3 separate regions of the Homo sapiens genome follow, and regions 2 and 3 are each linked to region 1. Evidence: chromatin loops called from intact Hi-C (ENCODE). Cell type or tissue: mammary epithelial cell. All regions are shown on one strand. Links, peaks and the distances in the headings refer to the core of each region. The heading gives the core; the rest is flanking DNA.

Evidence for each region. Hi-C counts contacts between places; a loop is a spot of excess contacts. Peaks named below come from ENCODE experiments on the same cell type or tissue, not always from the same donor. Only the 100,000 strongest peaks of a DNase experiment are listed, where the experiment ranks them.
Region 2: a loop joins it to region 1, with 5 times the contacts of the local background. A loop is called at or near these places in 7 of 110 quality-filtered maps.
Region 3: it touches region 1 in a loop (6-fold over the local background); 6 of 110 quality-filtered maps call a loop at or near these places.

Annotation. Positions count from the first base shown.
Region 1 is chr3:189,266,319-189,274,286 of GRCh38, reverse strand. The region is part of intron 4 of TPRG1 (tumor protein p63 regulated 1); the gene reads right to left. Among named protein-coding and RNA genes, the nearest start is that of TPRG1-AS2, 30 kb to the right of the region's middle. RefSeq lists an enhancer at 1,163-1,352. In mammary epithelial cell, for the core only: CTCF peaks have their summits at 3,870 and 5,759 (motif pointing left); DNase peaks (open chromatin) are centred at 3,816 and 5,986; H3K27ac peaks cover 2,283 bases.
Region 2 is chr3:189,650,389-189,654,388 of GRCh38, reverse strand. The region is part of intron 1 of TP63 (tumor protein p63); the gene reads right to left. Among named protein-coding and RNA genes, the nearest start is that of TP63, 21 kb to the right of the region's middle. In mammary epithelial cell, for the core only: no CTCF peak of the experiment used is centred there; no DNase peak of the experiment used is centred there.
Region 3 is chr3:189,790,785-189,794,784 of GRCh38, reverse strand. The region is part of intron 3 of TP63 (tumor protein p63); the gene reads right to left. Among named protein-coding and RNA genes, the nearest start is that of MIR944, 37 kb to the left of the region's middle. In mammary epithelial cell, for the core only: a CTCF peak has its summit at 3,921; DNase peaks (open chromatin) are centred at 2,034 and 2,434; H3K4me3 peaks cover 3,206 bases; H3K27ac peaks cover 3,295 bases.

The sequences.
Region 1 (7,968 bases), core at 2,152-6,151:
ATAACCCACTCAGCCAAAATTTTCATTTCATTTTAGCTCTAAGAAAATTATCAGAGCTTAGCTGAAGTAGGTGGGAGTAATGCCTATCCCATTTCTCACAGGCTCATCAGACTCTGAGGTCAGGGTCATTAGCCTTTTTCTAAAAATCACTCCATGGATCAGTGAAAAAAAAAAAAATCTGGGTTCCGAGAAGTTAAAAGATAAAGAATTTGAGGTATTAAGACAGTTGGGGTACAAAATAGCCTGTCATGAGGCCATTCAACATAATTTTTTCACTGGCTTCCAGACAAATACAACATTATTTCCACATAGGAGTGGGCAGACACTCCCTTAGTCATCTTTGTTGTCCTGGTCAATGGCAACATACCTGGGGGCAACTTCCAATGTGCCTGTGTACATTCACAATTTCTGTGGGTTTCTGTAAGCATGCTTTTCATTTAATGATTGTTGAGAACATTTCAGGCACAAGCTAAGGGACAGACCAATATAGGCCTATGGCTTGGAAGAGGGGTAGAGTGAGACATGAGAAAGCCCAGACACAGGGAGAATAAAGCACTGATTTTCAACTCCAGGCCAACCAGGGATGAGGAGAAATAAAGGAGGAAATACTGGGCCAGAGCTATCAAATGAGTGCATTCACTGCTTTTTTGGAAATTCCAAAGACTAAATAACATGACAGGATGCTATTTGCATTCTCTACTATGGCTAATAAATTAAACTTGTCCAATGTTACGTAGGGACAATATCAGCAAAACTGGGATTAGAACTCAAGTTTCCTGAGTCTACAACTTCCTGTCACACTGCCTGTCGCATACTCTAAGCACAGTTAGCCTAGTGAGGATGGGAATGAAGGACATAAAAACTTTTGATTTTCAAACTCTCTGCAGTATTTTCCCTGCCTCCTCATCTGAGTGAGGTGCATTTCTCTGCATGGCCACAGTTTTCCATGTTTAACTCCAGCAGCACTTGCCACATCATACTGGAATTGAGATTTTACTTTTCTACCTCTCCAGCCATACAGTAAGCCCTTAAAAAGAAAAATGTTAGCTCTGGAGTGTTTGACAAGTAATAGGAAGTAAATAGTAGTTGAATTAATAAATAGATTCTTGATTCTGTATAGCTACAGAATAAAATACTAGGACCAACAAGTGACAGCTTCAAGAGGAGCTGATTAGAGGAGCTGATTTTCCCTCAACACATTCTAACTAGATTCTACCAGAGTCAGAGAGGCCGAGCAGGAAGCAGTGGATTCTCTTTCACCAGAAGCCTTCAGAGGCTGGATAACCACTTGTCAGGATCACTGGAGAGAAAATGCCTGCTTTGGATGGTCTACTCTTTAGTAATCTATGGCTATTCCATTACAGACCCCAGACCCCATCAGAAATAGAAGAGTCTCTAGCACCACCTTTCTGTAGCTTGGAGTACTTTATAAATGTCTATCCTTGTCTGAGCTGCCTAGTGGACCTACTGATCCTATTTAGTATTGAGCCTTTGTAGAAAAGAAAGAGAGGGAAGGAAGGAAGGAAGGAAGGAACGAAGGAAGGAAGGAAGGAAGGAAGGAAGGAAGGAAGGAGAAAGAAAGAAAGAAAGAGAAAGAAAGAAAGGAAAGAAAGGAAGGAAGAAAGAAACGAAGGAAGGAAAGAGAGAGAGAGAAAGATAAAGAAAGAAAGAAGAGAAGAGAAGAGACTTGGCAGAAGAAGTCTGTGGTTGGGAAGTCAGCTTAATCTTCTACTACTGAGCTGATTTGAAGAACGAGACTTGCCCAGATTTCCTGAGAAGCACTTTACAGACACAATAAGCAACAGTCTCGATGTATATTAGTAGGAAAAAAAAATACACACAAATTAAATCTGAAAGCTCATCAGAAACTTATAGCTCACCTGAACTATCATACTGAGGCCTCAAAAGGAAACTCATCTAGAATCACACAGCCAGTCCTGGCAGAGTTGGCACAAAATTCTGCTGATTACAAGGCCAGAATTCTTTTCATTACCCAATGCTGTGAAGCCCACTATAATATAACACTTAATTATACAGGTTCAGGAATACAAGTCAAAGCAGATCCCAAATATAATAATAGATGCTTGCATTACATATGGGAAAAGCATGCTATAACATGGTTAAACGATGACATGAATAAATTATAAAGGGATTGATTGCACTGTGTTTTTCCCATCAAGAACTAAGTTGTACTCCTATATCATGTGGGACATCTGTGCTGTAAACTATAAAACACATGATTTCATTAGAATCCAAAACAAATGGATTGGGGCATCAGCGCGTATAGGAAAGGCAGAGTGCACAAACACCACATTAGGCTTTTCGATATACCCACTCTTTTAGACTGACCAGATACCAAGCAAAGTAGTTGCTTTTTATCTCTATTTTTACAGATGAGATCGGACTTAGAGCTACGGAGAAGTTAACATGTCATCATACCACAAGTACACAAGTAAATGAGAATCGGGATTCAAATCCACACTTGTTTGGTTCCCAAGCACATGCTTTTCCCCAAAAGATCAGGATACCTCAGTCGTCCATGTCTCTGTAAATGTGTTTAACTTTACATAAGTCACTTTCCCTCTTTGGGTCTTAGAAACTCTCTAAGGTCTTTTCTAGTTCTAGAAGTTCCTCTGATGCAAATATTCAAGACTTGAGAAGAAGTTCTTGTGTAAATTCTATCCAAAAATAAACAATGTAAAACTTACGCATGCACAATACCCAAAATATCTAGATTACTTTCTTTTCTATTTTCTGCTATGGCACATTTATCAAGATTTGTCTGAATGTTGGCACCCACTGAGGGCCTTCAGTAAAGAAACAACATATTCACAGTTCCTTTATGTGCATGTGGGCAAGCTTAAGTTAGACATATACTATATGCAAGACTCTGCAAACAGCTGCAGATGAGACAGGCATCATCATAAACACAGGCAGGAGTCAACTAGTGCTGACAGACAAAGGCCATCATGTGAATAGAGGCCATCTCAACTCTGCACTCAGGTGGGCTGTTTCTCTACCTTTGAGCCAACTGATTTTATAAGATTGCCCATGTATTCGTCTAAAGCAACCCATCCCTTCAAGGCACTGTGTTACAGTAGAAAACGCCCTACCTCACCTAGGAATAAAGAAACCCAGCTCTACCGTCATTTCCCAAGGACTTTAGTAAAGTGACTTCACATTCTAGTGGGCCTCAGTTTCTTCCTTTTTAAAATCAAAAGTCAACCACTCTCCTGCCTTCACTATGAAAGTGTGTGTGTGTTTGTGTGTGTACCCAATCAAATAATGAGCAAGCAAAGCCCTTGCAGATTCCAGGATGCTAACGTATCATGAGCATAAAAATAGAAATGAGATTTAGATTTTTGCTGCTGGCTTTATTATTATTATTATCATTATTTTGAGTAGTCTCATGGTAGGAAAAAACATGTTTCAATGTCATACGGATCTGTGTTTCATCTCAGGTAAAGCACTGGCTAGCTTTGTGGCCTTCAGGATGTTTGTTAATCTTTCTCTGCTTCAGTTTCCTCAGCTGCAAATGGACATAATGGCACCCGATAGTGATGATATTTGAAGTCACAATGACATATTTAAAGAGCCGAATACAGTGTCTCATCCACAGTGGCTATTTAATGCATTGTAGTGGCTACTGTATTAACCACTTTTTTCACATGGCCAGTGACAAACAGTGGGAAAGAAAGGATCTCCCTGCCTGCCAACCCTAGCCCTACCAGCCATTCCAGCTGCATGCCTCACTGGCGTGGGGACCTGGGCTCCACATTCAGTGCTGACTGAGCCTGGGAACACTGCAGCCTCCAGCACTGCCATTCTGAGGTTCCACAGTCTACCACTGGAGCACTTCTGCTGCCACCCAGCAACTGCCCAAGGGAACTGCATGGATTTCAGACAAGTAGAATGTATTTGAAATCTCAGAAGCAATTTGAAAGCCTTTTCCTCATCCACAACAATTTACAAAGGCATGAGGAGTTCAATGCCGGGATGAGATCTAATTCAAAATTCCTGACACGGATATCCAGGCATGTTCCCTCCAATATGGTATAATTTCTGTAAAACCACCTGGACCTTTTTTTTTTTTCTCTCTTCAGCATGTTATTATTATTTTTCTTAAAAGTAGCCAGAAAGCAATTTTAAATTATCAAATTTTATTTCTGAAGATCGGACTTTGAACAACATAGCTAGTTTGTGCTCTCGTTACTCTACAGACAAAAAAGAAGAAGAAGAAGAAGAAGAAGAAGAAGAAGAAGAAGAAGATCCAGAGAAGAGAAAAGATAGCCAACGTCAGGGAGCCTGTTTATGAAAAGTCAAAACTCTATATCTACTCAACCAATGCTCCATTTCCTCCATGTTTCCACAGAGCATGTTCCTTTTTCCTGGTGACATAAAAAGAACAAAACCAAAAAATGCTAGAATTTGTAAATTTAGGTCAATGAAAAAACTCCTTAGCTGTTTACCCATCTTTAAGTCTTACTCTCAGCTTTGCCATGGAATTCTTGACCACAGTCCCCTAAGACCACTGTAAAATGAGGGAGATTAAAGCAAACGCTGAAAAATCCCTTGTAGCTCCAAAAGCTTGTATTTCTTCTCACCTACTTTTATTTCTTGAATTATATTTATAGCATCTTGGAAGGCTCTAAACACATCATAATTAACAGGGTTTTTTTTTCTGCAATGAATCAGAAGAAACAAATCCTCTGCCAAGTATCCCCAGCACACATGCCATTCCTCCAGATGAGTTCTCAGGAAATACACCCTGCACAGCTCCGGGACTCAATACAATTTCTTGAACATGCCTCTTCTCACTTGTATTTAAACTGGCGCACCTAAGTAAGGTCTCCCCTCTATGAAGTGATCCACATCAGCAAATATTATTACAACTCCTAATGCAAAAGGATTCAAAAAGTGAAAAACGAAAACAAAATAATATATGGCTGGTGATTAAAAGAAGATTTAGAAAATCATGGAGACAGAGAGTCACAGTTTACGACCTTGAGACCACACATTGTTATGGAAAATGTATGTTTAGGATGGATTTTTACTGGAGTACCCAAAACATTGAACTTTCACCAAGAAAGTTAGTGATAGTCTTTTCTGCTTATGTTTTGCCTTGTGCCTTTTTTTTCTGTGTGCTTTAGCTCTTGTTTTGTTCTTTTTTAAAAAGAAAAAAAGAAAAAAAAAAACCTCAGGATGTTAACTCTTGTATTTCTAAAGACAGATGATGCCCAAAGAGTTAGAAATTTAATTGTTGAGTCTTAATATCCCATTTTCTGGAGGAAAATGTATGAAATAAGAGGGTTCTCGTCATAGAGAAAATACACATGCTAAATTGACAAGGCTTGAAAAGCCAACATTCAATGTTCACAAGTAGCGAGAACAAAGAGCACCCTAAAGCCTGAAAGATCCAAAGTCTCTAGCTTCCTAGATTCTGTACTCGGTGCTTCAGGTTCCAGAAAAGATTCAGCTCTTTTTTGGAGAACTGATTCCTTCCTTTCATAAAAGCCAAATCTCTGACATACATTCCATCTGCGTTTCAGGATCTTGCTATTACGACGCTAAAGACTAGGAGCCCTTCCCTAGAAGAAATGCAACATCTCTAGCATTGATGAGCTTTCTTGTCATTCAGAGATACAAACTATTATAGAACCTCAAAGTGGGTGCCATCACACTAAATGTATCATAGTGAGTACAGGATAAATTTTGGCGCCCTTCTCAGGCATTCCCCAGCAGGGATGGGATCCTGCCCTCTGCAGGAATTCTTAGGCAACAACTTCCTAAGGAGGTATTTCTCATTTAAATATAACCTCCTGGCAACCAAATATTTATCTGGAAGAAATGGGGAGTGGCCCTGTCCAATCAGGCACCTGGGTTCAGTCCATTACTCAAAAATAACAGGATTGTGGTATTTGGGGAACGCCTCCCCACGGAGATTTGCCAAGAAATAGCTCAGCAATCCCCCATCAGCCACCCATCCTTGTCAACATGCCTCCCTGGGCATTAGAGTGAGTGGACAGCACCGCACCCAAAAATCAAACCCCGGGCATTCTTGGCACAGATACCCAAAGGCGAAGTCAAGAGTGTACATGACAAAATCCTCGCCTGCTGCCCTGTTCATCACAGCATGTGATGTAACTTGATCCTTGCTGAGGATGGTAAGTCCATAAGCTCCAAGGCAATTCTCTTTTCAGAATTTATCTCCATCCAAGTGACTTCCCTCCATTGAATTCCAAGACCATTAATCAGTATTGTCCACAAGAGGGTGATATTCAGAATCTTATATGTAACCTCTCATTTCCACACCAAGATCAGGCATCCAACACCTTTTACCAGGACTGACTCCAAGACCTGATCACACTTTTCTCAGTGCTCCAATTCATCCCACATACCGCTCCCTGTTCTAATCATTTACTCACCATTCACATACAGCAATGTGCCTGCCATATACTAATGTTGTGCTATAGGCTATAAGGACACAAAGATAAGCCTTCATGCTCTGAAATCTTTATGATGTCAGTTGGTCAATCAAAATAAATAAAACCTCCTATCTTACCATTCAACACTGTCCATGAGCATGTTCTCCTCTCTTCCACTACTGTCTCTATTTTCCAGTCACCCAGGAGACTAGTCATGATTACTTAAACAACTTTTCACACTTTCATATCATTCTTTTTGTCATACTCTTCCTCCAGTTTATGAGCCACTTTATAACTCTCTACCAAAATTCTTCATTCTGTTGTCTCTTTAGCAACAGTTCCCACCACTAAAAACGATTGCCTTGTCTATGCTCTCACAATATGTTGCTTACATCTTTATTTTGGGCTTTGTCAGATTATGCTTTATATGAAAATTAGTTTTCTATATATTTACCCTCTTAGTTCCCAATTAGATCTCAAGCTATTTGAGGGCAAGGCCAATGTATAAAGTCATGCATCACTTAACAAAAGAAATACATCTTAGAAATATGTCATTAGGCTATTTTGTCAAGGCTACTTTTGGACACCCTACACAAGGCTAGATGGTATAGCCTACTACAAACCTAGGCTATATGGTATAGAGTATATTGCTCCTATGCTATAAACATGTAACAGCATGTTACTGTACTGAATATTGAAGTCAATTATAACACAGTGGTAAGTTTTTGTATATCTAAATACATCTAAACATAGGGTACAGTAAAATATGATATAATTTTGTGGGACTGCCATCATATATGTGGTCTGTGACCAAAACTTTGTGTGATACATAACTGTATTTTATCTCTCTTTCCCTATAGAGACAACTAGACCATTGTCCTCCATTTGTTGAATCACCAAATTAAAACTATCTCAACTTAACCTTTCCAAGATCTGGGTGCAGCAATATCCAAGTTAGCATAAAGGGGAAAAAAAAAACACAAGGAAAATGCATAATGACGGTAACTATATGAAATAGCTGAAACAACTTTGTAACTAGAAAGATCAAGGAATATCAATTACCTAATATTCTTAGTTATAAGTTATGCTTTGCTCTAAAACCAGCTTCTGATGGTCAATAATAATACAAAATATAACCATAGGTGTTTTAGGGAGCCATTTATGGGGTTTAAGGTCACTGTTTTGTATACTTGCAGAGTCATCCCATCTTATACATGCCTTCAGCTTGGCCTGAATTGTGAGATACCATCTTGTTCCTATGAGCATTTTCACATGTGCTTTCTTGATCACAAAAACGGATCTCCTGTCTCCCATTATTAAGGCTTTGGCTCTCTTACACCAACTCATCATGTCCCTATTCCCACCAGAAAACTGGCTCCAGCTCTCCGTTAGTTTGTCACAGAGTAACAGGCCTTGAGTTGAGTGAATGATGAACACTCCTTTTCTGTTGAACTTACAGTACAGACTGTAGTTCTGACTGCCCCACTCTGACTCACTAGCTTCTCAGGATATAGCTGCCTATTAACATTTTGTAACACCTTAA
Region 2 (4,000 bases), core at 1-4,000, 380 kb before region 1:
GGTTTTCTTGTCCTATAGCCTGTGGAAGAAAATGGATTTTTTCACATACATTTCAGTTTAATAATCTATATATTTTTTTCATTCTGCCATGAGTCCTGCCATTTTGATTATTTGTAATGATTGCAATTTTTCTTTTTTTTTTTTACAAAAGGCTTGGTATTAACATTCTTTTACTTAAATGTTTGTTTCAAATGTTTAGTGGGATACTTCAACTGGTTTTGTCTTTAAGACATTTTACTGGCAAATGAGATACATGTTTTCTCAGCTTAGGCTAATAAGTACAAACTTGTCTCACAAATAAATGGGAGACTAGGTATACAGTATTTACTGAGAATAACATAAATGCATGAAGAGAGAGGTTCTAGTCATTATTTGAATCTTTAAATCTCTTCAGCCATAGTGGAAGATGAATTGAAATTCAATTATTTCTCCCCTAAGCACTTAGGACCCCATGAAACACTCAAGATGCTTCTCTCTAACACTGGTTTGGTGCTAAGATAACAAACAGTAAGAAATCTGTTTAGATTTAATCCCTTAAACATATAAAGATTATGGAAAACTAGACAAGCACCTTTATTATAAGTTAAATATGGTTTGTGAGAAAAGCTTTAAGAAAATTAAATACTGACTGAATCTTTGGTTAACAATTGCAGTTTATGAAAGATTGAGTGCCATATATTCACAAAGGTCTAGTTTTAGGTTGACTCAACTGACACATGAGGAAAATTAGTTTAAGTAGAGTAATTTAAAACAAAAAGCAAAAGCAGGTACTAAAATTTGAAAAGAGACTGCACTTGTTTTGGTACAACCAGCTGAAATTAGCAGATAAGTCTACTTAGTAGAAATCTAGGAAAATTACATAACATAGTTTATAATTGTGACATATAATGGTTACAACATAGAAACTGAGAAATAAGATTGATTGTCCTCATGAGTGAAAAATATATAAACACTGGATCTGATTGACAAAGTCATCAAACAGATGGATTAATTTCAGGTTAAAAATAGAATGAAACCTATCAAATATATTAACATATCTAAAGTACAAATGTGCTAGTCAGGCTGTTGAAGGATGTTTTGGTCTTTGGTCAGTGTCGAGAAACCACAAGAGAGAAAGAGATATCCTGACTCTAGGTTCTCCCACTCTGTCCTGGCATATGTATGTTCTGGACCAAGAACATGAGTAACTATATGGTCCTTTTAATAGGTATATCTTTATGGAATTAGCTATAGGTAGATGGATGAATCATGCTATTAAATTCTCCATTTATTTCCTATTTTCTGCGATGCCATACTTATCTGGCAACATTCTGGACCTAATTTTCTGTCCTCTATATCTATAGAAAAAGAACATGCTGATTATATTAGTCCATTATCACACTGTTAATAAAGACATGCCTGAGACTGAATAATTTATAAAGGAAAGAGGTTTAATTGACTCAGTTCCACATGGCTGGGAGTCCTCAGGAAACTTACAGTCATGGCAGTAGGAGAAGCAAACATATCTTTCTTCACATGGTGACAGGAAGGAGAAGAATGAGCGCCCAGCAAAGTGGCAAACCCTTTATAAAACCATCAGATCTCATGAAAACAAACTCACTATCATGAGAACAGGATGGGGGAAACTGCTCCCATGATTCAATTATCTCCACCTGATCCCTCCCATGACACGTGGGGATTATGGGAACTAAAATTCAAGATGACATTTGAGTAGGGACACAGCCAAACCATATCATTCTGCACTGTGCCCCTCCAAAATCTCATGTTCTTACAATTCAAAACACAATCATGACTTTTCAACAGTCCTCCAAAGTCTTAACTCATTCTAGCATTAACCCAAAAGTCCAAGCCCAAAGTCTCATCTGAGACAAGGCAAGTCCCTTCTGCCTATGAGCCTGTAAAATTAAAAGCAAGCTAGTTACTTCCTAGATACAATAAGGGTACAGGCATTGGGTAAATACACCCATTTCAAATGGGAGAAATTGGCCAAAACAATGGAGCTATAGGCCCCATGCAAGGTTGAAATCCAACAGGGCAGTCCTTAAATCTGAAAGTTCCAAAATGATCTCCTTGACTTTATGTCTCACATCCAGGACACGCTGATACAAGAGGTGGGCTCCCATGGATTTGGACAGCTCCACCTTGTGGCTTTGCAGGGTACAGCCCCCCTCCTGGCTGCCTTCATGGTTGGGGTTGAGTGTCTGTGGTTTATCTAGGTGCACTATGCAAGCTGTAAGTAGATCTACCATTTTGGGTCCTCCTCTCACAGCTCCACTAGGCAGTGGCCCAGTGAAGATGTTGTGTGGGAGCTCCAACCCCACATTTCCCTTCCACTCTGCCAGAGGTTCTCCATGAGGCTCTACTCCTGCAGCAAACTTCTGCTCGGACATCCAGGCGTTTCCACACGTCCTCTTAAATCTAGGTGGAGGTTCCCAAACCCTAATTCTTGTCTTATGAGCACCAACAGGACCAACAACATGTGGAAGCTGCCAAAGCTTGGAGCTTGCACCCTCTGAAGCAATAGCCTTAGCTGTACCTTTTCCCCTTTTAGCCACAGCTGGAGCTGAAGCATCTGGGACGCAGAGCACCATGTCCCGAGGCTGCACAGAGCAGGGGGCCCTGGACTCAGCCCAGGAAACCATTTTTTCCCTCCTAGGCCTCCCAGCCCATGATGCAAGGGGCTGCTGTGAATGTCTCTGATGTGCCCTGGAGACATTTTCCCCATTGTTTCAGTGATTAACATTCGGCTCCTCGTTACTTATGCAAATTTCTGCAGCCAGCTTGGGCCTGAATTTCTCCCCCCAAAATGGGTTTTTCTTTGCTTTACTTTTTTTTTTTTTTTTGATATGGAATCTCACTCTGTTGCCCAGGCTGAAATGCAGTGGAATAATCTCAGCTCACTGCAACCTCTGCCTCCTGGGTTCAACCGATTCTCCTGATTCAGCCTCCTAAGTAGCTGAGATTACAAGCTTCTGCCACCATGCCCAGCTAATTTTCGTATTTTTAGAAGAGATTGGATTTCACCATGTTGGCCAGGCTGGTCTTGAACTCCTGACCTCAAGTTATCCACCTGCCTTGGCCTCCCAAAGTGCTGGGATTACAGGTGTGAGCCACTGCACCTGGCTCTGCCAGGTTTTTCTTTTCTATTACATCACCAGGCTGCAAATTTTCTAAACTTTTATGTTCTGCTTCCTCTTGGACACTTTGCCAGTTAGAAATTTCTTCTGCTAGATACCCTAAATAATCTCTCTCAAGTTCAATGTCACACAGATCTCTAGGGCAGGGCAAAATGCTGCCAGTCTCTTTGCTAAAGCAAAGCAAGAGTCACTTCTATTACAGTTCCTAACAAGTTCCTCATCTCTATCTAAGACCACCTCAGCCTGGACTTCACTGTCCATATCACTATCAGCATTTTGGTCAAAGCCATTCAACAAGTCTCCAGAAAGTTCCAAACCTTCCCACATCTTCCTGTCTTCTGAGCCCTCCGGATCTCTAGGAAGTTCCAAACTTTCTCCCATTTTCCTGTCTTCGTCTGAGTCCTCCAAACTGTTCCAGCCTCTGCCTGTTACCCAGCTCCAAAGTCGCTTCCACATTTTTGGCTATCCTAATAGCAGCACCCCACTTCTGGTTTCAATTTAGTGTACTTGTCTATTCTCACATTGCTAATAAAGACATACCTGAGATTTGGTTAATTTATAAAGGAAATAGTTTTAATTGACTCACAGTTCAGCATGGCTGGGGAGGCCTTTGGACTCTTACAATCATGGCAGAATGGGAAGCAAATGCATCCTTCTTCACATGGTGGCAGGAAGGAGAAGAAAGAGTGTCCAGTGAAGTGGGAAGCCCCTTATAAAACCATCAGATCTCATAAGAACTCACTATCATGAGAACAGGATGGGGGAAACTGCCCCCATGATTCAATCTTCTCCACCTGGTTCATCTCATAACAGATGGGGATTATGGGAACTACAATTCAAGATGAGATTTGGGGCGGGGGACA
Region 3 (4,000 bases), core at 1-4,000, 520 kb before region 1:
GCCATTTATTCTCCCTGTGCTCTCTAGTAGAGCTCCAATTACACAATTACACCATTCTTCTGTTCGAAATCCTTCCATGGCTTTTCATTGTCACTATGATAAATGTACTCTCCTCTCAGTGTTATGGTCATCTCTGAGCCACTCTATCTTGCATTTCCAACTTTATTTCCTGATCGTCTCATAATTTCAATTGCATTTGAACTATTTGATGCTTCTGAGTGTACCAGCATTCACTCCTCACCCCCCTTCCCTTTGCTGATGCTTATTTCTTCACCTAAAATCCTCATTCCTTCTTATATTTCTAGAACTTGGAAATTTCCATCTGTCCTTCCAAGTGCAGCTTCATCTTACATATGCATATAGACTTTCTTGATCTTCCTACATCATGGACTCTCTTTCCCTTTGATGCTTTATATTATCTTGCTCACACACTTAAAATCTCTCCTGTATTATAATTGCATGCATACTTAGCTCATTCCCCCAAAGAACTATAAACTTCTTAGTGTAGGAATTATTTCTTAATTATTTTTAGATCCTATATACCATTTTACATATAATTGATGCTCAGTAAACATTTTTTTAAGAGTCAGTCAGTTCTTCTTCTAACCTGTTTCTCTTTCTCAATACTACTTTTCATGAATATTGTCAACATAGAACTTAATCAAAAAGTATAAGTAAAAATTATAAAATGTTTAGAGTGGTGGCCCATTAATAAGCCACATTTCACTATTTTCTTGGGCCCACAAATTGTGTCCTTAAGATTAGGAATAAGATTTAAAACTTAACTTTTGAATCAAATGTTTCACCTTGACACTTGAATCCATGCTCTTCCAGACCCAAAATGTAGTACTCTATTGGATACCATTTGTAGGTTCCACTAAATTGGCACTGGACAATAATGCTATATTAGTCAACTGACATTTTCCTCAACATACATCTAAAGAAAATTGAGCGCCCACTTGGGTTTAACAATTTTTTATCTTCAAAATAGTAAAACTTATAAATTATGGAAATCATCAAGTTGTTTTTCACAGAAGTATCTTTTTGTTACCTGTATTCATTCTATTTGTTGACATAAAACAATTAGAAATTTAAAAATATTCAAGGGGAGAGAAAAGTTATACTAGGAAGGAAGGATTTTTACCTGTGCCCCTCTATTCTACCAGCTCAGATTCCACCCAGAGCAATCATATGCACATCAAAGAAAACCAGGGTGTATTTGTGGTAACATATTTCTCAACTGTTTGATCCAAATCCCTTTTTAAAATCTCATGACATTAGATATATACTCCCTTTATAGCAGAACGCAGAATCTAAATTCTGTCCATAGTCATTGAGGAATGTTTTAGCAACTTTGCATTCAGAAAATGTACGTATAATGAAAAAGAAACCAATATTTTTTTGGTTGCTCTAGAAAATGTAGACATCCATTGATGCTTTCTGCTGTACGTGTGACATGCTGTTGAGAATCACTGCTCTTCTAAAAAGCAAACCAAACCAAACACGGTTTTCCTTATCGAGGTAAAGGATAAGTGATTTATTGTCTCAAAATCTTTTTTTTTCCAGTAGTAGTGAAGGAAGGTATGATCTGTGATCTGTGATCTAAGATGTCTTTCTCCTAGTTCCCTCTGGGCTCGAGGACAACCAACTGTAAAACAAGTAGTGCAATCTATGGCAACAGCATGGAGTGAGGAATACGACCTGGCTGACACTAATTAAAAATGCAGCTTCTGCTTCTCACCCACTGTGCTTTTTCCTATGATGCTAACTAGCTCAGAAGTACAACATGGGACAGCTTAATACATTTATTAACTATCAATAGAAAACTCACACCCATATCTTTTAAATGGTTGAGTCAGTAGAAATAGTACTAGGACAGGACAGATTTTTTTCCCTAGACCAAGCAGACAAAGAAGTCAATTAAGTGAGAATGACCTGGACTACAGGGAGTTTACACTGCTGTCTCCACACTTTTTTTCTTGCATTCAACTGGCTTTGTACAACTGTTCTTCATGGAAACTGTTTTGGAGCATCTACTATGAATCATCCCATCTCTCCTTGGTATTAAAAAGAAAGTGGCTGAGTAAAGGGAACACGATCGTATACATATAGCTCTCTCAACTACAGAAAGAAAAATCATTAACCCTGATTTGTAAAATGAGGTGTTTCCATATATGAACCTTGATTTCCCATTTAGTTCGAAAATACTGTAACCCATTTACCAAAGTGTCTTTCCTTCATCATCTAAAACCCCGGATGAGGAATTTTAGTAAATATCTCTTTCTAAGAAGGAGTTTGAGATCCTCCCCACTCACACACATACACACTTACACCACACACACAGCCCAGTTTTGTTTTGTTTTGTTTTGCCAGAAAGTTGAAGTTAAAACTTGATCTGTGAAGAAGTTCCTTTATTTTGACCCTCTCTATCTCCAAGTCTGAGACCATTCCCAGAGGCTCTGTCTTTCCTAGTCTGGCACTGGGGAGTGGAGCTTGCTTGCGGCCTCTCCGCTGTACCCAAGGGTAGAGCCTTCAGCCTTGCCTGTTATATCCTGCTTGTGTTCTCCTCCCTTCCGGACCATTTCCTGTTAATTAGCAGCTCCCCCAAATCCAAATCTGCTAAGGGTTGGGGAAGAATTCAAAAGTTGTGGGAAAAGGAATAGAGAAGGAACAGTGTTCTTATATAGTTTTTGAGTTATCAACTCAAAGAAATTGCTAGCAAATTAAACTATAAATTTATTTGAAGTCAAAGAATGGATTATAGTTTTTAAATAATTTTCACTCTTACAGGGAGTTTTATGCCTTTTTCATTTTTAATCTACCCAATGTTTAACAATTCTTGTGTAATAATAGTAGATTGCTTTTTCTGTATTGACAGTTACTAATAAACATAAATCCCTATACATTATAACTTTTATATTAAATTCATGGTTCTCAGAGCCATGTGGTGCCAGGCATTTCATATACTCAGATGTAGCACTGAATTTTAACAGAGGACTAGATATGAAAGCATAATCCTGTACAGAAAGAAAGTTGTTCGTACGTAATAGAATGGAAGTCAAGCCATGAAATTATAACCTAATACATGCACTGGTGGAAGGATATGAAAGTCATGCAGGCAACATGCAAAAAGACATAGAAAGGTAGGGAAGTGCAGCCATGTTTTTTACAGATATTTTTTGTCGACCTTAGCAGCATTCCAATAGAAAACAGACAAGGGATGCCTTTTGTAGCTCTTGATTACATATTTACCTAGAGTTGTGAAAAACTAAAACCTGTGTATAAAACTATTTTCTTTCATAAGCATGCCATATTCTCACATACAATATGACTCTTTTGCCTCCATAAAAGGAAATAATTTCTACAAATATCCTCTAATCACAACATTAATGCAATTGCTTTCTTTCACGACATTATATTTAACCTAAAATTAATCATTTCTTGCCACTTTACATCAACCTTGTGCTTCACTTAGAGATATCAATGAACAGACTTTTGCTTCTCCCATTTGACTTACAAGATCCTAGGCGGCTTATAAATACTGTGTGTGAAATAGTTCATGAATAAAGACAAACAAACTCAGGTATGACATGATGGACAGATCATTTTCTGAATGATTAAAACTGGACAAAATTGGATCCAATAGAATCAAGAAGATCTTAAAAGCTAATCCTATTTAAAAACAAATTGGTAACATTTTAAGCTAACTTTCAATATAACTGCAAAACAAGAAACTCAAGTTTCTCTACTGAGGACAAGCAAGCCTGCTTGAATGTTTTAAAGAAAAATAGGCACTTCCTTTTCCTTCTTTAGATAACTCGATATTTCCCCTGTTGTATTTACACAGTTCAGGAGTCTAGACAATAGCGTGGTCAATACGATAGCACAGGCCCTGCTTCGCAGCCCTCTGCTCTACTCTTCCTCTTGCGGTCTGCACCGGAATACTATGCATTTTGTTTTGATTTTTAAGGAGCTCAATTTGAGTACTCTAGTCCACTTT